Linked DNA regions of Homo sapiens: regions 1 and 2 are each linked to region 3. The links are chromatin loops, found by intact Hi-C in ENCODE. Cell type or tissue: heart left ventricle. All regions are shown on one strand.

The links. Peaks named below come from ENCODE experiments on the same cell type or tissue, not always from the same donor. Only the 100,000 strongest peaks of a DNase experiment are listed, where the experiment ranks them.
Region 1: a loop joins it to region 3, with 2.8 times the contacts of the local background. A loop is called at or near these places in 75 of 110 quality-filtered maps.
Region 2: a loop joins it to region 3, with 7 times the contacts of the local background. A loop is called at or near these places in 54 of 110 quality-filtered maps.

What each region holds. Positions count from the first base shown.
Region 1 is chr10:102,348,204-102,356,203 of GRCh38, reverse strand. It overlaps GBF1 (golgi brefeldin A resistant guanine nucleotide exchange factor 1), which reads right to left. Exons shown (of 40, transcript NM_001377137.1): 5 at 4,830-4,948; 6 at 4,253-4,361; 7 at 3,686-3,746; 8 at 2,550-2,604. LOC107984263 (a long non-coding RNA gene) reads left to right here and starts at 4,888. Exons shown (of 2, transcript XR_001747574.3): 1 at 4,888-5,002. In heart left ventricle, CTCF peaks have their summits at 3,701 and 3,903 (motif pointing right); no DNase peak of the experiment used is centred here.
Region 2 is chr10:102,222,742-102,230,741 of GRCh38, reverse strand. ELOVL3 (ELOVL fatty acid elongase 3) reads right to left here and starts at 4,443. Exons shown (of 4, transcript NM_152310.3): 1 at 4,093-4,443; 2 at 2,985-3,116; 3 at 2,174-2,325; 4 at 1,153-1,917. The coding sequence starts at 4,193. The coding sequence ends at 1,490. PITX3 (paired like homeodomain 3) reads left to right here. Exons shown (of 4, transcript NM_005029.4): 4 at 1-553. The coding sequence ends at 228. It also overlaps a transcript of GBF1 not described here. RefSeq lists silencers at 1-89, 100-359, 716-884, 4,412-4,461. In heart left ventricle, a CTCF peak has its summit at 802 (motif pointing left); DNase peaks (open chromatin) are centred at 121, 781 and 4,451; H3K4me3 peaks cover 1,887 bases; H3K27ac peaks cover 694 bases; H3K27me3 peaks cover 1,250 bases.
Region 3 is chr10:102,164,621-102,172,620 of GRCh38, reverse strand. No RefSeq gene overlaps it. Among named protein-coding and RNA genes, the nearest start is that of NOLC1, 16 kb to the right of the region's middle. In heart left ventricle, a CTCF peak has its summit at 3,021 (motif pointing left); a DNase peak (open chromatin) is centred at 3,010; H3K4me3 peaks cover 462 bases.

The sequences.
Region 1 (8,000 bases), 180 kb before region 3:
CCCAAGCTCTCAGAACCTGGGTAATCTTTGATTCCTTGCTTAGAAACCACACAATTCTTCCATTCCTACCCATAGCTCCTTCCAATAAAGATGAGGCTGAACAGCTGAGCCCTTCCTTCCCCCAGCTCTTAGTAACATAGCAACAGCCTCATACTGGATTTATACTTCTAGATGATCCATCTCCAAAATGCCTGCAGTCATATGCTTAGAACTGAGCTTCAGGCGTACTGACCGCTATAGCTAAGGAGGAAGCAAAAGGATTCTCTCCCCAGGAACCACTGGAGCTCAACTGGATCAAGTTCATAGTAAAAAATGTTATGGGAGAAGAGTCCGCCAAACATGCAAAAGGGCAAGAGGCCAAGAGATCAATGAGAGACCTCCTGGCTCTACTGGCAGTTATCATTGAGCTCCCAAAAGTACTAAGAACTGGATCTACTTTTATGAGGTAGCCTTTCTCTCCAGGAGGCTCCCCCATTTCAGGGACTCCAGGCAGTCCTACTTCCACTGAGAAGCCAGTCAGTCATTGAGATTCCTTCCCATACGAGGATCAGTTTTTCACGTTTCCTTCTCTATCTTCTGCAAAGCTTGCTCCAACCTGATCATTTCAATTAGTGTTCTCAGCCTGCTGGCTGGAGTAGGGGCCAAGAGGCTGCCAGTTCTCACGAATGCCTCAGCCCTTAAAAGGTATAGCTATTCTCCCTCTCCTAAGGTCTGAAGGTGTGGGGTGGGCAGTAGGTATTCATGGAATTCTACGCCACCTTATCTGTATGACTCTGTACTCCAAAGGACAGTGTAAGCTTTACAAAAAAGGAGCAGGTCCCAGGTTAATAATCATGGCAACATGCTGGATAGCCACTAATGAGAGCTGCAGCTTGAGACTGTGCAAGCACACAAATGAAATGACACAATGCATTCAAAGAGAACACGGGCCAATGGACTATCTAGCTAGGTGTACATACACAGAGTTTTTTACTTTCAGTGACCTGTATGTCCACAACCACACCTTCAGCATGCACACTCTTGTGATGGACAGCCCAGACAGCCCACACCTCCTTCTCTCCCCTTTCTTCCTAAGGCAGGTATATGCAGATTAGGGTAATCTTTAGCTTGGATCCCTCCCCTAAGCTCCCCTATACCTTGACTTTTAGAGGACAGAGGGCATCTTCACAGATCCCAAAGTATTCCCAGTGTCCTGGGCTATCCTGGCACCTGGCTTCTTTCCATCAATCTAGAGTTCTAATCCTTGGAATGACCTCTTTAATGGTAACCAAGAAAAAAAAAAAAAAAAAAGATCCCAACTAGATGGACTACCCTTTCCCTCCAAACCCAGTCCAGGTAATCCAGATAGAGCTGAGGACTGTGCTTAAGCTCTCTATGCCAGCTCTGAGACAAGGATAAGGTAGAAGGGGGAAGGGTCTTGCTTGAAGGTCCCTCACGGTTTCCCTAGAAATGGTAGATCTTAAGCCTCCCCACAAGGTAACAGCAGACCCCAGGCTTTCTAGGCTAACTATGTGATGTTCAAGTCTTCCTTCTCCTGTATCCAGGCAACCAGATGCCCCAGGAGAATTCCCAACACTGCAAAGCTACAATCACGTGCAACTCTTCCAAAGCCGTGCTGTGTTACTAGGGAGGAGTAAGTTGTGCTCTACACAATGGAAATGGGACCCAGGTGTTATATATAAAAAATAAACATTGAAAGAAATAAAAAGGGGAAGGGAAAGAGAGGGAGAGAGACCTTGAGGTTCTTAAAGAGTAGTACCCTCTCTAACTGGTTCAGGGCTTTGGTCTGCTCCCCACTACTTAGCTCCAGTTTGTTGAGGAGACATGGAGATATCTGCGAAAGACAGGCAAACGCACGATTTAACAGTGAAATAAACTCAGACACATACCAACAGGGAACAGGGCAGGAATGGGGATGGATGACAGGGGAGAGGAGAAGGTCAGGTGCATGCATCACACAGCTAAGGGTCATCTCCATAGGTAGACCCTCTTAGGGCTGCAAGCGGAATCCTCATCAGAGGCCCGTGAAGTCCAGGGCTTCAGTTCAAGATAGAAAGAAGCCATTCTTTTGACCACTATTCTTCTCCTAGCAGTTTAAGAACCCTTTGGTTCTTAACTTGACTAATCTCTTCAATACAGACTAGCACAAGCAAGAGCCCAGTCTAATTCAGCATTGAGGTAGGATTTGGGACATAGCCTCTCTAGGCCTTCTACCTGCGGATAAGGCTAAGTCTTGAGGGGATGGCAGGACTTTCATCTTTGTCAACAGACATTTTTAGCCAAGACTGATGGGTACCATGCAGTTTCCATGAAGAACTGGCTCACCAGCTTACATGGTGGTTCAAAGATAGGCCAGAGCAGAAAAGCTGAGGAAGGGATATATCTGGAAGAGAATACATTTCTCACGAAAGGAGTGAGAGCTACTTCTAGATTCCAAGCAGACCTGTTTAGGCAAAAGCATATCTTTGCTAAGCAAGGTTACCCCAAGGCACTGAAGTTGGGAGATTAAGGTTTGGATGAGGGACAGCAGATCAGCTCTCAGATCATACCTTCTTCATGTTGGTCCCCACATAGTTCTTGGGTTCTTCTTTAAACTGAGGTAACCTATAAGATAGAAAATCCATCAACTGTCATTAGGGATAATGACAAATGTCTCCCTCCATGCCAGCCACAAACCAAAGGTGCTCTGAGCCAGAGCATGCCCTGTGTCTTAGAAAAGGCTACAAAAGAGAAGCAGACTAATTTCATCCTTTTCAGAGCTTCATCAAAGAGCCACAGGAATCGGGGGATGTGTGACATGGACAAAAGGAGGTAGTTGTGAGAGCAAGGTAAGTGCCCTTGGAGTGTGGAGGCTCTTTTTATCCTGAGACTGATTCCTTCCTGCTTATATTTACTTGGCAAATACTGCTGCCAAGAGATGGGGGGAGGGCAGTCTATCAAAACCCTAGGAGAGTGGGCAAAAGAGAAGAATTAACAGGCAGGTTGAAGTTTTGAAACCAGTAAATTTGAGCCTGAGGAGCAAAAAATTCTTTGCAGCAGGATCCAAGGGCAGTCTAGTCTGTAGATAATAAGGATTATTATCTATAGATTTGAGAGCAAAAAGAAATCCCAGAGGAAGGTTTAAAGCCATTGCCTCAGCTCTTCTGTGAGTCTGTTGAAAGGAGGTGCAGGAAACAGGCCTAGTATGAAAAGGCCTCCTAGGCCCTAGGCTAAGGGCCTTACCAAAGGGTAACCAACCATCTTGGTTTGCCTGGGACTGAGGGGGGTTTGCCAGGATGCAGAACTTTTAGTGCTGAAATCAGGACAGTCCCAGGCAATTCACAATTGCTAGTCACCCTAATTTTGGCCCTCTCCCACAGAAATCATGATCCCTTGAGTTTGGCTTCCTCTCTGGGTTCCCTTTCCCAGCTGCTACCTGCACAGAAACAGACACAAATTTGGGAAGCAGAATGAGGTCTGCTGGCCTATATTAAATAACCCTCTGCCTCCCCGTGAGGCCAAATCAGCTCCCTCCTCCTTCTCCCTTGCTCAGTAACCCTGGGCCCAGAGAACTACCCCCCATCCATAATCCCAGTGGCCTCTGATGCGGCTGTGGGGTTGGCCAGGTCCCTGACGTGGCTGTGTGGAAGCAGGCAGACTCAAGAGGCCTGGGCAGCCGGGCTGAAGCAAACAGCAGCAGGTTTACCTTGTGAAGAGCAGCTGCACCATGTCTACGAGAGTGTGCTCTGCGGATTTTCTCAATAACTCTGCACAGGCAAAAACAAATAACACAGGTGTCATTACTTGCTGTGCTATTATCAAGAGGGTTCTCAGAGCAGACTCCCCTCCAAACCTTGTTTACCAAGGATTATGCCAAACTTATTAAAACCAGCTCCAGCTCAGCCTGGCAGCCAGAACTTCACTGGCCCACTAGGTGGCACTACTGAGTCAGGGAAAAAAGGGGAGGTATAGATGTGTTCTAGGGGGTTGCAGGTTGGTGTCAATCCCAGAAACCCCAAGAGAGGGTGATTTGGTGCCTGGGCTAAGTCAATCTGGGATCCATCCCAACTCCTGCCCTGGCATAATGGGCTGAGGTCTCTATTCTAGCTTCACAATAGCCAAGTACAGACATTTCTTCTAGACCCCTATGATCGCATGAGATAGATGATGGAGAAGTCCTGAATTTTCCATCTCTCTGGGAAGACAGCCTCCTGTATTCATACTCAGACACTGGCCCCAGGAATGGTGAAGGGGCTAATATCCAAGCACCTACCACTGAGCCTCATTTCAAAGCAGATCCGGAAGCAAGACTGCATAATCTCACACACAGATTCATTGGTTAGGTGGGCACCCACTGGGGTTAGCAGCAGAGTCCGTAGAACCTATCAGGAAGAAAAAGGAATTACTGTGATAAACAAGGTACTGAGAGGTACTCAAGGGTAAGAGAGAGGGGTTAGCAAGAATGCTGACCTCACCTCAGCTTGGTAGAGAGGTCTCCAAGAAGCTTGTCCTTGGAATTGTTTCTTCACTTTTTATGACCCTGACATATTTCAGAACTGATTCTAGCCCTAGCCCATGAGCCCAAGAGATGGACGGCACAAATACAGTCGGCCAGAGGTACAAGTGTATTTAAGGCTTCTGGTATTTGACATCACTTCATATAAAGCTTTTACTGATTTTCCTTAGAAAAAGCTTTTACTTTGGGTACCCCAGCTGCTTGTCTGGAAACAAAGTAGCTCCCCTAAGCCCCAGTGGAGTCAAAACACAGTTTCATGCTGTGGGCAGAGTAAGTAGAGTCTGCGGCACCAGCCCCTGGCCATTAGCCTAATTGCTATTTCCCTCTCGCTTACCTGAAGGATTTTCATCAGGACAACTTCATCACTGGCAGGATCCGTGCCCACAAAACGAGCATGGGTGACAGCATCTGCCATGTTCTCCATGCCCTCTGCTGTGCCCTCATGGGTGGGATCTGCTCCAGCGAAAAAGGAAAGATTAAGTGATGTGGAGAGGAGAGAGATAAAAGGTAAGGCAGCCTGTCTAGCTTTGAGAGACAGTTTTTCCTCTTCAGTTCCCTAACCCGTGGCTCCTTGAGCTACCTGAGAATTTTTGCCCACAACTGATTTTTTTTTTTTTTTTTTGAGACAGAGTCTCACTTTGTGGCCCAGGCTGGAGTGCAATGACGTGATCTCAGCTTACTGCAACCTCCGCCTCTTGGGTTCAAGCGATTTTCCTGCCTTAGCCTCCCGAGTAGCTGGCATTACAGGCGCCCACCACCATGCCCAGCTAATTTTTTTTGTACTTTTAGTAGAGATGGGGTTTTGCCATGTTGGCTAGGCTGGTCTTGAACTCCTGACCTCAGGTGATCCACCTGCCTCGGCCTCCCAAAGTGCTGGGATTACAGATGTGAGCCACTGCACCCGGCCCCATAACTGGTTTTAATGAGCTCCTCAACACAAAATCCACTGGGTAAAACTGTGGTTCTCAATTGCTGGACCCATACCACAAAGTTTTGATTTTGTATGCCCAGAGTGGGGCCTGAGAATTTGTGTTTCTAACAAGACCCCAGTTGAAGTTAAACACCACCGAGCAGGGGACCATACTCTGGGAATCACTAGTATAAATCTACTAATTTCATAGACGAGGGGCCTGGAAACAAGAGTTTTTGACTCAGAACAAGAACCAGGTAGGGCCAAAGCTTGTGGCCTTTTCTCCTTTCATCTTTCAACACAGCTTCTCTCTCTGGTTGCTTTTGGAGTTTTGTGTTCAGGCGCAACTGAATTAGGGGAGCAGGAGGAGGAAATGAACACTCACTGCCGCCAATACTCATATCTGAGTGCCACATTACAGCAGATTGAAGACTTTTTTTTTTTTTTTGGAGATGGAGTTTCGCTCTTGTTGGCAGGCTGGAGTGCTATGGTGAGATCCTGGCTCACTGCAACCTCCGTCTCCTAGGTTCAAGCGATTCTCCTGCCTGAGGCTTCCCGAGTAGCTGGGATTACAGGCATGCGCCGCCACGCCTGGCTAATTTTGTATTTTTAGTAGAGACAGGGTTTCTCCATGTTGGTCAGGCTGGTCTCGAACTCCCGACCTCAGGTATCTGCCAGCCTCGGCCTCCCAAAGTGCTGGGATTACAGGTGTGAGCTACCATGCCTGGCCCAAAGACCTCTTCTTTAGTTTCATTCTTATTTAAAATAATATGACGACGAGCAAGAATCCTGTTTCCAGCTTAACAGGCATTAGGAGAGAAAAAAGATAAACTAAACAGGACTGGAGGCTGACTAGCTGGGGGGTAGGCAGGAGGGAGAATTTCAGCTGTACAGAATAAGAGGGGAGAAGCTAGAGGTCAGACAACCGGCACCACGCTGGAAATGAACACAAATGCTATTAAGCAGGGAACTCAGCTCCCATTCATGTATTAAATAGCCACGAGAAATAGCCAAATAAGTTGTCACCATCAAGGGTCTTGCCTAGCTCCTGCCCTAGGTCTGCTCTGAAGGATCCTTTCCAGAGCTGTTTAGTTCTAAAGGGGGAGCCTAAGTAGGGGGAAAGGGCAGGCATATGAAAAAGCTTTGTGAGTGACAGAGAAAGTTGCTCCAGAGGTGGCATGGTGTAATGCAGGAACACCCCCTAATTTTAGTCACAGGAATTATAAGATTGTTGTTATTTTTTCTCTCTCTTTCTTTTGAATTGAGACAGAGTCTCACTCTGTCATCCAGGCCAGATGGAGTCCAGTGGCATGATCTCGGATCACTGCAACCTCTGCCTCCTGGGTTCAAGCAATTCTCCTGCCTCAGCCTCCTGAGTAGCTGGGATTACAGGTGCCTGCCACCACACCCAGCAATTTTTGTATTTTTAGTAGAGATGGGGTTTCACCATGTTGGCCAGGCTGGTCACAAACTCCTGACCTCAGGTGATTCACCCACCTTGGCCTCCCAAAGTACTGGGATTACAGGCTTGGGCCACTGTGCCCAGCCCATTTTCTCTTTCTTGGTACCTGAAATCAGAGAGTTCCTGAGCCTAAAGCTCAGGGGATGGCTGAGAACCTAAACTTTTTTTTTTCTTTTTTTGTTTTTAAATAGACAGGGTCTTGCTCTATCGCCCAGGCTGGGGTGCAGTGGTGCAATCATGGCTCACTGCTGCCTCGACCTCTGGGGCTCAAGTGATCCTCCTACCTAAGCCTCCTTAGTAGCTAGGACTACAGATGTGTGCTAACATGCCAGGAGAATTTTTGTATTTTTTATAGACATGGGGTTTCCCCATATTGTCCAGGCTGGTCTTGAACTCCTGGGCTCAAGTGATCTGCCTGCCTGGACCCCCAAAGTGCTGGGATTACAGGTGTGAGCCACTGTGCCTGGCCCCCAAACATTTCTCTTGCAATGATAAGCCAGAAGTCTTTTACTAATTGTGAATGTTTCCTCTTTTTCTTCTGTCCTCATTAGCCTCCGACACCACATCAAGACTTTCTTTGTCCTATTTACAGTGTCCTTCTACTCAGCACTGGGAGTAGTTACTTTAGAGGTCATGCAGAAGGAAGCCAGTTTCATGACATATAATAAAATGGGGTGACCCAGCTCCTCCTATCACACCACCTCTCCACGTTTCTCCCGATCAGCACAAAAAAATCCCATACTCTCAGGGCCTCTATCTCATAGCCCTGCCTGACAGTCCCTACCCAGGCCACCAGGGCCCACATAGGAAACCCAGGTCCTTCTCAGTGTTGTGTAGCATTTCAGAGATAAGTGAATAGTAGCCTTGTTCCCATCTCACAAGGCTCCTGGGGATCCATTTCTTCCTCTCTTTCAGTAATCTCTCTTGTTAAGGTGTCTTTTAAATTATTACTTTGAATCAGACACTCCTTCCATCCCCCAACCAGAATAGATTCAGAGAGACTCCATTAATGGGGTTTAAGCTCTACTGATCTCTTTGTAGTTCTTGTCCCCTGAGGTTGAATGAAGTAGCAAAGTTAATTTTCTAAACAGGCAGTTATGGGCTGGGCACGGTGGCTCATGCCTGTAATCCCA
Region 2 (8,000 bases), 58 kb before region 3:
GCCGCCGTGTCCTCCGGGGCCGTGTCCTGCCCTTATGCCTCGGCCGCCGCCGCCGCCGCGGCTGCCGCCTCTTCCCCCTACGTCTATCGGGACCCGTGTAACTCGAGCCTGGCCAGCCTGCGGCTCAAAGCCAAACAGCACGCCTCCTTCAGCTACCCCGCTGTGCACGGGCCGCCCCCGGCAGCCAACCTTAGTCCGTGCCAGTACGCCGTGGAAAGGCCCGTATGAGCGGCCCCGCCCGTAGATCATCCCCGAGGGCGGGGGCAACGATTCACAGCCTCCGCGGACTGGGGTCATTTTGACTGGCTTGCTCCCGCCCCAGGGTCTGAAAGGGGTGTTTGGGCAGCTGGGGGGCACCGGCTCAGGAGAGGGCCTTCCCCTCCCAGCCCTGAGGGGTGGACTAGGCCCTACACACAGACCGCGCCCCTGGGACTAAAGCCAGGAACAGGGACCAGCTCCCCGGGGGCCAACTCACCCTTGGCCCATCCCGCCTTCTCCAGGCTTCCCCTCCCTCGTTTTCAAAGATAAATGAAATAAACGTGCGCGGACTGTCGAAGGCGTGATGATTCAAAGTTGCGCTTGAGTCCTCTTCCCTTCATCCTCCCCCACTGTCTACAGGCGAGCTGGATGTACAGGAACGAAGTGAGGGTCCAGGCTTCTAGGGACTCAGTCCCACTCACCACCCCCCCTACTCCAGGTCGGGGCAGCCCGGGATTCCTGCAGCAAAGAGGTGCGTGCGTGCGGGGGACGTGGGAAACCGGCTACCTGGCTGGCATCGGCCACAGCCGGTGCTGCGGCGCCACCTCGTGGTCTCAGGGAGGCTAGCTGGTAGATCTGGTCTCCAACGCTTCCTTGTAGGTGTCAGCTCTGCTATTCAGGGAGCCTATGACTTTAGATAAAGTTACTCCGCCTTTCTGCACCTGTTTCTCACTGTTCCTATGAGGGGCTTGGGTCTCTAACAGCAATAAAATTCTGGTCTGTAACAGACATTTGTTAAGTGCCTACCAGGCCTAGGATTCTTTCAGTGTCTGTGTGTGTGCCTCTCACCCTTCCACACACCCTCAGGCGTCCCACCTGCAGATCATCCCCTTGGTAGCAGCCTCCTGCCATCACAGCAGCCCTCTTTCCCCCCAAATCCCCCAACTCTCAAAATTTTGTTGAAATCTTTAATTTAAAAAAACAGAGCAAGAAGAAGAAAGATTTCTGGATAGAAATTAAATAATCAGCTCTTAGGACCCTCCTCCGCCCCACTCCCATCCCAGGGCCTGCTTGGCCTTCACATTAAAAACAGAAACATTAAAGTAACAGACCACACCCCCATCCCAAGGTCACCCTTCTTGTCTGTCAAAAATTCCAGCCACCTTGGGGCACACATCCTCTGGGGAAACCATGCAGGTAAGGCAACCTAATCATTCTCCCAAAACTAAGCCCAGCCTCTTGGTGCCCTGGAGAAGAGAGAGCCTGGAGCTTCATTGTTCTCTCCAAACCTTCACTGGCTCTTGGTCTTGGCTTTGACCTTGGGCCTGATGTAGGTCTGGCAGAAGAAGTGGGCAAAGAGGATGAAATAGGTCATATACAAGATGAAGGACCAGAATAAGTGTTCCATCGTGGTGTGGCATCCCTGATCCTGCCTCCAGATGTACGTGAGGATGCTGACGATGGCTCCTACAAACATCTGCAAGATCTGCAGGCTGGTGATGAGCATGGGCAGCATCTTGGGGGGCTTCACGTTGGCAGCCTTCAGAGTGTAGTAGGTGTACATGATGGCATGAACACCAAAGTTCATGGTGACGAACCAGCCTCCTGCAGGCACTTTGTTCTTGTATCCAAAGCTTGTGTACACGAGCACTGTGCTGTGGTGGTACCAGTGAATAAAGATGAGTGGCCGCTTACGCAGGATGATGAAGGCTGTGTCTCCTGGGAGATGGAGAGTCATAGTTGGCATACCACCCAGTGCTGGGACCACCCTCTGCACTGGATGTAGGGACACGGGAGAAATTCTCAGGGGAGGGAAGGGGGTCTTTGTGGCAGAGAATCTGTAGAGGGGCTTGGGTGAGAGGTATTATTGGGACCCAAGGGTAGGAAAGAGACCCTCCATGGGATGGGTGAAGGGAGGGCCCTGAGGAAGGATGCAGTTCACAAGGCACCAGAAAGACAAAGCTTTGCCACTCACCGAGTTCTATGACCTTGCTGAGAAGAAAGACCCAGGACCAGAATTTGACTGTGGAATTATCGATGAAGTTGATGAAGCACACGGTTTGCTTTAGGCCCCCGGTAAGTAGCACAGTCCCCATAATGCCCCACATCCTCACTGCCCCCAGGATACTGAAATGGGACAAAGGAAGATGGTGTAAGTGTCATCCCCAGGCACCAATAATCCACCCTTCCCCCGGCTTGGCCAGGTTACTGTGTTCCAAGCTCTACCACCTCCCCACCTGTCCACAGGGGGTGGGTCAAAGCTCCTGAGATCCTGAAGCCAATCTGGTAGATCCAATCAGTAGTCTAGAGGAGACGAGGGCTGGAGAAAGATCAGGGAATGCAGGGGGATGGGACTGAAAGTTGAGTTAAGGAATGGGGTTCTTGGGAGGGGTTAGGAGCCTGGGAGGAGATGTGTAGAGGGATAGGGGAAGACTGAAGGAGTTTGGGGGAGAAAATATGGGGAAGTTATTGGAGGGTCTTGAGAGAGGGTGTTAGGAGGTGACACTATTAGAGGCTGGAGAAATTAGTTGCGAGTACAGACTCTACGAAGGCAAGAGGGACAAAGCAGAGACCACCAGGTAGGGGTCTAAAAGAGAAGGAAAACAGGATAATATAACAGAAGAGGGTGAAGGCTGGGAGGGGAACTAAAGCCGAGAATGAGATGGGGAGAGTGTTACAAGGCAACTTGGGGACAGGATGGAGGTTGATGCAATCGGGAAAGCTTCAAGGGATAGAATGGTGGTCTAAGATCTAGAGAAGAGGCAGGGAGTGGGATGGGGTCTTACCTGAAGATTGCAAGGCAGAAGGACCAGAGGATGAGAGGCCCTTGCAGGTTGAAGCCCTTGCGTTCCTTCATGTAGTTCTGCCCCACAGCGATGAGAACCAGGTAGATCAGGGCTATGGGGAATGAGGTTGCCCTGGCAAGCAGAAGGCAGAGGGATGGGCTCATGGGTGGGTGCTGATTAGAGAAATGCCCACTCATCTCTCCAGGTGAGTGCTCTGGGTTGGAGTCCCAGTTCTGCCACTTACTAGCTATGTGACATTGGAAAAACCAACTTAATTCTCTGAGCCTTGGCTTCCTCATTTGTAGAGCGCGAATACTACATCTCTCCTGGGGGTATTAACGTATACAAAGTATCTAGCACAGGGCAGGAGCTATGTCCAAGGTTTCTGTGATTATTGCTCTCTCAGTGGGGTTAGAGGTGGGTGACGGCTGTCTGGCCCGCGCCTAGAAGCAGCCCAGGGCTGTGGTGTAAGAAGTGTGGCAATAGCTTCTCCCTGGTTGGGGCTCCTAGAAGCATACCAGGGCTGTGGCGTAAGAAGAATGTGGCAATAGCTTCTCCCTGGCTGGGGTATGGCAAATTGGTTGGAGCATAAAGTCAGCCTCCAAAACCTCTGGGGAGCTTTAAGGCAAAGCCAGAGAGCTCTTCCTGGGGAAAGCTTGGAAGAGCTCTCTGACTTCGCCTCCTTCTCCACAGCAGGAACGGTGGAGCACCTGGGGAACGATGGGATAATTGTAAAGGGCAGGCTGTCCCCCGGGCCCTGCACTGTGCACACACGCGCGCACACACAGCCACAAAGGACGGGGAAGTCATCTAGTAAGGCTTCAGATCAACCTCACGCCTCCAAGACCCTTCTCACTACACGCTCTCTTTGACTTCTGTATATTTCCACGTTCTCCCTCATCCTCTTATTTCTGCTTGCTTGCTTTCAGCTCTAATCTCTTTGAGGTGCCACATACTACCTGCACCTCGGACAAAGGTAGTGTGAAGCCAGTACAAGGGAGTCCCATAACTCTGCTCTGTAAGAAAATCATTGTGGGCATTCAATGCCACCCCCTCGCGCCCCGGCCCCGGGGCCCTGGCATGGCCTTTCCCTCTCCCAAAGTCTCACCAATACTCCTCGAAAAAGGGCCTCATGTCCTTGGACAGCTCGAAGTTATAGGGCTGGAACAGCTGATTTACTTCATGTGAGACATTCATGGCTGTGACCATCTAGTTTTGCAGAAGTCAAGGTCCAAAGCTTGGAGGCGCTGGGTGAAAGGCTGGGGCTCCGAGGATGGCGTGAACCTCGGGGCGAGACGGAACAGAGCCGGGACAGAAGGAACTCCTGGGCAAAGGGAGGAGGGCGTCGAACCTAGGCATGTGCGCGGCGGCGCAGCCAGCTATCCCGGGCGCAGCCACTGCGATATATAACGCGGACTTGCAAAGCTGCCTGCCCGGGCTGGCGCGACCTCTTTCCTGCGCCCCGCCGCTATCCAATCTCGACCAAGATACGCCTCTGCTCCGCCCCTGGGACGCAGTCCGCATTCTGATTGGTCATACTCAAGGGCCCGCCTGCCAGGCGTTTCGCACACCCCGCCCCAAGTCCCGTCGTAGGCCATCGCCCGCCCACTTCCCCAGCCTTTTCTCCCGTAAAACGTCCACCCCATCCTGTGCGGCCTTGCGGGTTCCCTTGGAACTGTCAACCGTGGCCTTTGCCTCGGTTTGCTTTAATCTTGACCTGCTTAGCAGTGAAGAGAGAGGAAAGGTGTCCTTAGGCTTTGGTGCTCCCACCCAGAAATGGAGGCGTCAGTTTCCAGGCTCCCTGAGATCCTGGGAAACCCAGGCCTGTGATGAGCAAATACTAACCTGGGCAACGCAGAGCTTCTGTAGTCCCTTCCACCTCCTAGCTTCGAGTCTGCGGTTGTGAGTGGGTGGAAGGAGATGAATTTTAAGGAGTTTTATTGTTGAGGTTGTTGATGTTGATGTTTGGGTTGTTGAGGCTGTTGTGGTTTCTTTATAGTTTCCTGAATTCCTGAACTGCTCCAGACTGACAGTAATAACCATGGAGAGAGGAAATGGGGTCACCCTCTGGGCTTCTGGAATTATTGTCTTCAGGTTTCCTGGAGGCCTCTTAGGGTTTAGGGAGGGGGAGAGCCAGTGTATCTCCCCAAGGCCTGTTGTTTTCTCTCCCTAACCAAATCTACTTCTTTCTCGCCTGTGTAACCAGCCCCAAAGAAATAAATGTTCTAAAACTTTTAAAAGTTTTACTTGGCTGTCCCTTATTTCTTTCCTAGGTTTTATGAAAGCGAAGGAGAAATACAAGGCTTGAGGGCAGTTTGAGATAAGGTGGAAATTTGCAAAAAGTGCTAAGAAACATAGATATAAAATAATTAAAATCAAGATGTGGGTATAAATGGCTATGTGCAGTAAAGCTCTAGAGCCAGAGGATCCAAGTAGGAACCCCAGCTCTATTTCCTGAACCTCAGCCACTGTCTATGCGAGGGTGTAGTGGAAGTCCTATCAGTGCCATCTAAGTGACTCAAAAGTGCATCTCTTTGTCTCTGTACCTCATCACTTCTCACCTGGTCACGTTACCTGGTTGCACTGCCTCTTTCTCTAATACAGTGCTTCTGCTCTTCACTGCATTGCAATCAGAAAAGAGTTCCTATACCTGGCTGATTACCAGATTCCTGAGCCTCAACTGCAGAGATTCTGGTCCTATAGGTTGTCTCAGACTGTACTTGGAAAACCACTACTTTCTGTTTGCTCATCCAGAAAACAGCTCTGCTTTCCTGCTTAAAAACCTTCAGTGGTTCGGCCGGGCACGGTGGTTCACGCCTGTAATCCCAGCACCTTGGGAGGCCGAGGCGGGCAGATCATGAGGTCAGGAGATCGAGACCATCCTGGCTAACACCGTCAAACCCCGTCTCTACTAAAAAATACAAAAAATTAGCCGGGCGTGGTGGCAGGCGCCTGTAGTCCCAGCTACTCGGGAGGCTGAGGCAGGAGAATGGCGTGAACCTGGGAGGCAGAGCTTGCAGTGAGCAGAGATCGTGCCACTGCACTCCAGCCTGGGTGACAGAGTGAGACTCCGTCTCAAAAAAAAAAAAAAAAAAAAAAACCTTCAGTGGTTCCTGATGGCTCCATATATAGCCTGACAGCTAATCAAAAGGTGATCAATACATGTCTATGGATGAATGAATAAATAAAAGAATGAATATTACAAGAATAATGCCATCTAGGTCTTACAAGACCCAAGTTCAAGTCCCAGCACCCCCATTAATGAGCCATGTGATTTTAGGCAAGTTACCTAGCCTTTGTCACATTCTACTTCAGAAAAAAATGCATATAGTCATACTCGCCTGCTTATGTCACAAGGTTGTGATTAGTATGCAAGCCAGATAATGTAGATAAAATGATATTGTGGACTAGACACATGGAAATGGCAAGGTGAATCATTATGGGAGGTTTACAAGTGCATATGGAGAATATATACTCAGTCCTGGATTTCTCTGTGAAGATATTTAACATTGTCTTTCCCTGTGAGGTTTAATGGTGAGGCTTGGAGGAGGTGTATGTGGAAGAGGGAAAGAAGAACACTCGGGGCTGGGCACGGTGGCTCACGCCTGTAATCCCAGTACTGTAGGAAGCTGAGGTGGGGGGATTGCTTGAGCCCAGGAATTTGAGACCAGCCTGGGCAACATGGTGAAAATCCATCTCTACAAAAAGTACAAAAATTAGCTGGGCATGGTAGCGCCCACCTGTGGTCCCAGCTACTCAGGGACTGAGGAGGGAGGATCACTTGAGCCAGGGAGGTCAAGGCTGCAGTGAGCTGTGATCGTGCCACTGAGCTGTGATCACACCACTGCACTCCAGCCTGGGTGACAGAGTGAGACTCTGTCTCAAAAAAAAAAAAAAAAAGCTAGGTGCAGTGGCTCACGCCTGTTATCCCAGCACTTTGGGAGGCTGAGGTGGGCAGATCACCTGAGGTCAGGAGTTCAAGACCAGCCTGGCCCACATGGTGAAACCCCATCTCCACTAAAAATACAAAAATTAGCTAGGTGTAGTGGCGGATACCTGTAATTCCAGCTACTTGGCAGGCTGAGGCAGGGAGAATTGCTTGAATCTGGCAGGCGTGGGTTGCACTGAGCAGAGATTGTGTCACTGCACTCCAGCCTGGGCAACAGAGCGAGACTCTGTCTCAAAAAAGAAAAAAGAAGAGGAAAAATCTTCAGAAATTATATTCTAGAGGAAACATTCCTTGACCCTTGGACTTGGTCTGGTACCCTTATTTTATATAAACTGTTCTCAGAGCATGGTATTTCTTTTCTTCAGTGAGAGTTTATAATTAGTTGTTTTTGTGATTTCTTGATCAATGCCTGTTTTTCCTACTAGTTCTTGAGCTCCATGAATGCAGGGACTATGTCTATTTTTTAAAATTTTTTATTATGAGACAGAGTCTTGCTCTGTCGCCCAGGCTGGAGTGCAGTGGCCTGATCTTGGCTCACCGCAACCTCTGCCTCCTGAGTTCAAGCGATTCTCGTACCTCAGTCCCCTGAGTGCTGGGACTACAGATGTGTGCCACCACGCCTTGCTAATTTTTGTGCTTTTAGTAGAGACAGTTTTCGCCATGTTGGCCAGGCTAGTCTTGAACTCCTGACCTCAAGTGATCTGCCCACTTCAGCTTCCCAAAGTGCTGAGATTACAGACATGAGCCACTGCCGGAATATGTCTGTTTTTTTCATCATTCTCCTAACCCTGAGCATAACCCAGGTAATATTTGTTGCGCAAGTGATTGAATGGATGAAATCCTTGGCATGTAAACCTGAGTGACATTATTTATTCTCCAGGATAAATACTCCAAGCCTATCTTTTGTGTGGTCACTGGTTTTGTTTTGTTTTTTTTCCCCAGTAGCCCTCCTGAAAGCCTCAACATAGAGGAAGAAGCGCTAAGCATGGGATGGTGTGAGCAGATGAATAACTGAGCAGGCTTTGGAAGTTTATAGAACACCAATCACTTGTATTACCTGGTGCCAA
Region 3 (8,000 bases):
AAAAAAAGAGAGACCGAAGACCCAGGTGCAGTGGCACGTGTCTGTAGTCCCAGCTACTCAGGAGGCTGAAGTGGGAGGATCACTTTAGCCCAGGAGTTCGAGGCTGTAGTGTGCTGCGATCACACCTGTGAATAGCCACTGCACTATGGCCTGGACAACATAGCAAGACCCTGTCTCTAAAACAAACAAACACAAAAGAAAAAAGAGAGACACCAAAGAATTTGTTCGCCCCATTCTGCCCCCATCATGTGAGGCCACAGCAAGATGGCCATCTGCAAGCCAGGAAGACAGCCCTCACCAGGAAGTGAATTGGTCGGCCCCTTGATGCTTCACTTCCCAGAGTCTAGAATGTAAGAGATCAATTTCTGTTGTTTAAGCCACCCAGTCTAGTATTTAGTTATCGCAGCCCAAGCTAAGACACTCACACCTTGAATGGCTTCCTATTGCCTTTTTTTTTTTTTTTTTTTTTTTTTTTTTTGAGACAGAGTTTCACTCTTGTTGCCCAGGCTGGAGTGCAATGGTGTAATCTCAGCTCACTGCAGCTTCCGCCTCCCGGGTTCAAGCAATTCTCCTACCTCAGCTTTCCGAGTAGCTGGGACTACAGGTGCCCACCACCACGCCCGGCTAATTTTTTGTACTTTTAGTAGACACGGGGTTTTGCCATGTTGGCCAGACTGGTCTCAAACTCCTGGCCTCAGGGAATCTGCCCGCCTCAGCCTCCCAAAGTGCTGGGATTACAGGCATGAGCCATCAAGCCTGGCCCCTACTGCCTTATTAAAGACCGACATTTCAAACATGCCTTACAAAGCCTCTGCCTACTCTACCCCTGCCTACCTCTCTAGCTTCATGTTACACTGCTCTCTCTCCTCACTCTGCATTCCAGCTGCATAGACCTTTCAGTGTGGGGTCTCCATCATCCTCCCAAGGCACAAAAAGGTCTTTGCACGTGCTATTCCCTCTAACTGGAAAACTCACATATCTAGCACCCCCAACCCTCTAGCTTCCCCTAATTAACCCTTAACTTCAGGTTTTGGCTGAAACATCACTTCCTATTCTTAGATTTCTATTACTAGAGTGACCATATGTCCTGGCATGACTAGCATAGCCTCACTTTACACCTATTCATCTCAGACTAATTTCCCTCCCTCTTCCTCTCAAAAGCATCCCAGTTCAGACAATAAGTTACATGGTCATGCTGGGCACGGTGGCTCACGCCTGTAATCCCAGCACTTTGGGAGGCCGAGGCGGGCAGATCACGAGGTCAAGAGATCGAGACCATCCTGGCTAAAACGGTGAAATCCCGTCTCTATGAAAAATACAAAAAATTAGCGTGGCGGGCGCCTGTACTCCCAGCTACTCGGGAGGCTGAGGCAGGAGAATGAAGTGAACCCGGGAGGCGGAGCTTGCAGTGAGCGGAGATCAGGCCACTGCACTCCAGACTGGGCGACAGAGCCAGACTCCGTCTCAAAAAAAAAAAAGTTACATGGTCATGCTATCCATGAGGAAGTCCCACCACCACATGGGTCAGCTGCCCCTATTACATGCTCTCATAGCTCTGTACAACCTGCCTTCACACACTGAAGTTTGTATTTACACATTTATTTGTGAGGATTAATATTTTTGTCCCTCACTAGTCGGACAAACTTTTTGTCTTTTTTGAGTAAACAAAACTTTTTTTGAGTAAACTTTGATTGCTGGAACTGTGTTTTTTGTTCATTCAGGATTGTATCTGCAACAGCTACCACACAGGATCACATGTCATGTACCTGGCGCATGGCAGCCACTCATATTTTCTGAATGGATGAATTTTTGCTGAATGGATAAATTTCTGTTTGGCAGGCTAATTTCTTGAAATACTCTGTACTTCCTCTGCCACTTGGAAGTATCCACTTCCAAGGCGGAAGCCTGGCATTTGTTCTCCTCAATCCTGAGCTCCTTGAGATTATGCTGGGAGAGGAGGGAAGAGAGAGGAGAGAGGAGAAGGCATCAAAGCCTCTGAGCTCCCAGACCTAGGAAGAACACAGGCCCGCAATTTCCATCAGCAGTGGGATCTGCAGCCGGTCACCCTTGCAGGAGCCCGAAGGCCCTGCCAGGACCTGGAGGTAGGGTTGGGGTTCCACGGGGAACATTAATCTTCTACAAGCCATGTTGCCTGCCACTGGCTTTCAGGTATCAGGTAACCTCTCATGGATAACCAGTACAGACCAGAGACCAGAAAACCTCCCTTCTCGGCCGGGCGCGGTGCCTCACGCCTGTAATCCCAGCACTTTGGGAGACCGAGGCGGGCAGATCATGAGGTCAGGAGATGGAGAGCACGGTGAAACCCCGTCTCTACTAAAAAATACAAAAAAATTAGCTGGGCGCCGTAGCGGGCGCCTGTAGTCCCAGCTACTCGGGAGGCTGAGGCAGGAGAATGGCGTGAACCCAGGAGGCAGAGCTTGCAGTGAGCCGAGATGGCACCACAGCACTCCAGCCTGGGCGACAGAGCGAGACTCTGTCTCAAAACAAACAAACAAACAAACAAACAAAAAACCCCTTCTCTAATTTCCAAAACTAAAGAGCCTCAGATGAGGGCCTGTGTCTTATTCATCTGTGTATCCAAAGGCTCACAGTGGGCTCTTCAAGGTGTTTTTTTTTTTTTTTGAGACGGAGTCTCGCTCTGTCGCCCAGGCTGGAGTGCAGTGGCGCTATCTCGGCTCACTGCAAGCTCCGCCTCCCGGGCTCACGCCATTCTCCTGCCTCAGCCTCCCGAGTAGCTGGGACTATATAGGCGCCCGCCACGGCGCCCCGCTAATTTTTTGTATTTTTAGTAGAGACGGGGTTTCACTGTGTTAACCAGGTTGGTCTCGATCGGCTGACCTCGTGATCCGCCCGCCTCCGCCTCCCAAAGTGCTGGGATTACAGGCGTGAGCCACTGCGCCCGGCTCTTCAAGTTTGTTGAATAGCACTGGAGTAAGTAAGGAGTTAAGCTTCTATTTAAGTCCAGCCCAGCTCCCTAAACAGGGGGGCAACATCGCCACCTACTGGCCCCATCGGTAACTGCAGACAGGCTCTGCAGGAGGGATTTGAGAACTTCGTGGTCCGGCAGAAATAGTGCTTTCACCGCAACCGGATTAGTGCCAGGAGTATTGTATTAGACTATCAAATCTCCTAACATACTCAGGTGGACAAAATAAAGTACTAATTCCTAACTTAGGTACAAAAGGCCATTGACATTGAACTCTCAGTGAAATTTCGCAGTATCTTGCCCCCACCTCCCGCACACCTCTGCTTGACCCATTCTAACAGCCCTCTTCTCCCACTGGAAAAGGCACTCTTCCTTACACGGTATGCACTTTTCTCGCTCCTGGCAAACTGCAGCTGTCTTCAGAATCCTAGGCCACCATCAGCCAAGTCTTTTCTTCTTCTTCTTCTTCTTTTTTTTTTTTTTTTTTTTTGAGACAGAGTTTCACTTTGTTGCCCAGGCTGGAGTGCAGTGGCACGATCTTGGCTCACTGCAACCTCCGCCTTCCGGTTTCAAGCGATTCTCCTGTCTCAGTTTCCTGAGTAGCTGGGATTACAGGCGCCTGCCACCACACCTGGCTAATTTTTTGTATTTTTAGTAGAGACGAGGTTTCACTATGTTGACCAGGCTGGTCTCGAACTCCTGACCTCGTGATCTGCCTGCCTCGGCCTCCCAAAGTGCTGGGATTACAGGTGTGAGCCACCACACCGGGCCAAGCCAAGTATTTTCTTGCTTGTACCCTTAGGGGTGCTACTCTGACCTTCAGTTTGGGACAGAACTCAGCTCAGTGCACAGAAACCATTCCCATGCCTGACTTTCCCCATTAGACACTGAGCTCTCTGGGAGTTCTATGACGAGTACATAGCAGGTTCACAAAGACTATTGAATACAGGTAGCTCCATGTTTGGACATACAGAGACCTGTGTTCTTGTCTCAATGTGCCACTAAGTTGCAGTTTCATCAACCCTAAGTAAATCATTTGATACTCAGGGCTGTTTCCGTAGTGGTTTTCAACTAGGGGCAATTTTCCTTCCCAGAAAATATTTGGCAATGCCTGGAGCCGTTTTTGGTTGTCACAACTAGGGGAAACTATTGGCATGCAGTGTTAGAGGCCAGGGACGCTGCCACACATCCTACAACACACAGGACAGTCCTCAAAAGCAAAGACTTACCTGGCCCCAAATGGAATGATCTACTCGATACCCACCTAACAGGGTTGCAGTAAGGCTACACCGGGCGAAGGGCAAGCCCCCAACAGGGCATTAGGAAGTCTCCTGCCTGTGTCCATGAAGCATGATGCAGAGGGGCATGAGCCATGTGTCTGGTTGACTGAATTTGCGGATTTCAGTGCCAGAGCCCATCAGCAAGGGGTAGGAATTCCAGATTCTTCACAAAACTAAGAAGTTTCTAATAGGACCAATTCCACATATCCATTTTTGTATCAGGAATAAAGATGATAAACGTGAAACAACAAAAAACCATTGCAGGGAAATAATCATTAACATATGCTTGATGCCTTTGCCAAAATGGCATGTTGCACATCACAAGGAAACCAAAGAACATCATTTCCAAAGCTTTTTTTGTTGAGCAAGAGGCAGTTATGGAGTGCTTATAATATGCCAGGGACTGTACTAAGTGCTTTAAATTCTCAGTCCTTACAACAAGCCTCTGAGAGAGTCAAGAATCTACAAATGAGTTGAGATAGTATTCTCTCTTTTTTTGAGACAGAGCCTTGCTCTGTCACCCAGCCTGGAGTGCAGTGGTGCGATCTCAGCTCACTGCAAGTAGCCAGGATAGTCTCGATCTCCTGACCTCGTGATCCACCCGCCTTGGACTCCCAAAGTGCTGGGATTACAGGCCCAGCCAGTATTCTCATTTTACATCAGAAGGTACACTCTGGGCTGGGCACAGTGGCTCACGCCTGTAATCCCAGCACTTTGGGAGGCTGAGGTGGGAGGATTGTTTGAGAGTAGCCTGGGCAACACAGGGAGACCCTGTCTCTACAAAACAAAATTAAAAACAAAAACAAAAACAAAACAAACAAAAAAACAACTAGCCAAGCCTAGTGACTACTGTAGTCCCAGCTACTCAGGAGGCTGAGGTGGGAGGATCTCAGCTACTCAGGGGGCTGAGATCAGAGTATCTGCTTGAGCCCCAGAGGCTGAGGCTGCAGTGAGCGGTGATCGTAATCGCACCACTGCACTCCAGCCTGTGCAACAGAGCAAGACCCTGTCTCAAAAACAAACAAACAAACAAACAAACGCAGACTCAGGTTAACCTTCCTAATGAATACTGTTAGGCAATTTGCTAAACCGCCTCATTTGTGTAACACACTAGCTGCAAAACGTAGCAGACTCAGCTTTGCAAGGCCTAAGAGGAAATGAGTTCTGTCGGAAAAAAGCAAACAAGACTGAGAAGGGTTATACAATACAGAAGAAAAGTCATGATTTAAACAATAAACAGCAACCTCACAAATTATTTATGTTTTAAGGAGAATAAATTAATGGATGTATGTCATATTCAACTTAAAAATGAAAACGGGCTGGGCGCGGTGGCTCCCGTCTGTAATCCCAACACTTGTGGGAGGCCAAGGCAGGCAGATAGCTTGAGCTCAGTTCGAGACCAGCCTGGGCAACATGACAAAACCCTGTCTACAAAAAACACAAAAATTAGCCAAGTGTGGTGGCACATACCTGTGGTCCCAGCTATTCGGAAGGCTAAGATGAGAGGATTGCTTGAGCCTGGGAGGTGGAGGTTGTAGTGAGCCAAGTTTGCACCACTGTACTCCAGCCTGGGTGACAGAGCAAGACCCTGTCTCAAAATAAATAAAATAAAAATGCCAAGGCCAGGCGTGGTAGCTCACACCTGTAATCCCAGCACTTTGGGAGGCCGAGGTGGGCAGATCACGAGGTCAGGAGTTCAAGACCAGCCTGGCCAAGATGGTGAAATCCCGTCTCTACTAAAAATACAAAAATTAGCCAGGCATGGTGGCAGGTGCCTATAATCCCAGCTACTCAGGAGGCTGAGGCAGAGAATTGCTTGAACCTGGGAGGCGGATGTTGCAGTAAGCTGAGATCACGCCACTGCACTCCAGTCTGGGCGAAAGTGGTATAGACGTACAATGGAATATCATGCAGTCTTAAAAAGGAAGGGAATCCTGTCACCTGCTATAACATGGATGAACCTTGAGGACATTGGCTTGGCTAAGTAAAATAAGCCAGCTACAAAAAGATAATATCATTACTGTTCCACTCATGAGGTTATATCTAAAGTAGCCAAAATCATAAAAACAAAGTAGAAAGATGGTTGCCAAGGGCTGGGGAGGAGGGGATATTAGTGTTTAATGAATATAGTTTCAATTTTACAAGATGAAAACGTCCTAGGTATCTGTTACACAGTGGAATATACTTAACACTACTAAACCATACAATTAAAAATGGTTAGTGGTAAATTTAATGTCGTGTTTTACCACTATAAAACAAAAACAAACAAAAATGAGAGAGCATTTTCATTTATCCAAGTAGCAAAGATCAATTTGGTAAATAGTGTTGGCAAGAGGGCAAAGAGGCACTTTGATAAAATGTTGCTGGAACTATACGATTAGTAGAACGATTTTGGAGGGCAATAATGATCAAAATGTTATTAATAAATGCAAATATCCTTTGAACCAGCCATCATTTTTAGGAATATTTCCTACATAAAAACACACAGATACTCAGTCTCATGTATAAGACTACCCAGTGTAACACTATTTGTAATAGCAAAATACTTAAACTTCTGCCCCTAAAGTACTAATTTAAATAACTTAAAACAGAGTACCATATAGCCATTAAAAATGAGCTGCTGTGTTCTGCTATGAATTGAGCTCTGAAAGTTGCAAAACATTGCACTTGACGAACTGCCCCATTTGTGCCAAGAAAAAAAGGAGGGGAGGATGCATATAGTAGCACATACCTAGAAACTGTCTGGAAGGAGACACAGAAGCAGGTTCCAGGAAACAGGGCTGAGATGAAATTTTTTTTTTTTTTTTTTAAATTTTTGAGACAGCGTCTCACTGTGTCGCCAGGCTGGAGTGCAGTGGCACGATCTCAGCTCACTGCAACCTCCACCTCCAGGGTTCAAGCAATTCTCCTGCCTCAGCCTCCCGAGTAGCTGGGATTACAGGCACGTGCCACCACGCCCAGCTAATTTTTGTATTTTTTAGTAGAGACGGGGTTTCACCATGTTGACCAGGCTGGTCTCGAACTACTGACCTCAGGTGATCCGTCTGCCTTGGCCTCCCAAAGTGCTGGTATTACATGCGTAAGCCACTGTACCTGGCCTGAAATTTTCATTTTATACTATTATTTTTAACAAGTATATTTGAAAATGGAAGCATGAAGGTGGGAAATACCAATTCACTTCTTTTCAAATACTCTTTAGATAAGCGGTTTTCAACTCTACCTGTTCATTAGAATCATCTGGGAGCTTTAAAAATACCCTAGTGCCCGGGCCTCACCAGACAGCACCAGGGTCTGACTCAATAGATCTCAGGATGGGCCCCTGAGTATCCGTGTTTCTTTTTATTTTTTATATTATACTAGGGTAAGTTCTAGGGTACATGTGCACAATGTGCAGGTTTGTTACATATGTATACATGTGCCATGTTGGTTTGCTGCACCCATTAACTGTCATTTACATTAGGTATATCTATCTCCTAATGCTATCCCTTCCCTCCCCCCACCCCACATTAGGCCCTGGTGTGTGATGTTCCCCACCCTGTGTGCAAGTGTTCTCATTGTTCAATTCCCACCTATGAGTGAGAACATGCGGTGTTTGGTTTTCTGTCTTTGTGATAGTTTGCTGAGAATGATGGTTTCCAGCTTCATCCATGTCCCTACAAAGGACACGAACTCATCCTTTTTTATGGCTGTAGTATTCCATGGGGTGTATGTGCCACATTTTCTTAATCCAGTCTATCATTGATGGACATTTGGGTTGGTTCCAAGTCTTTGCT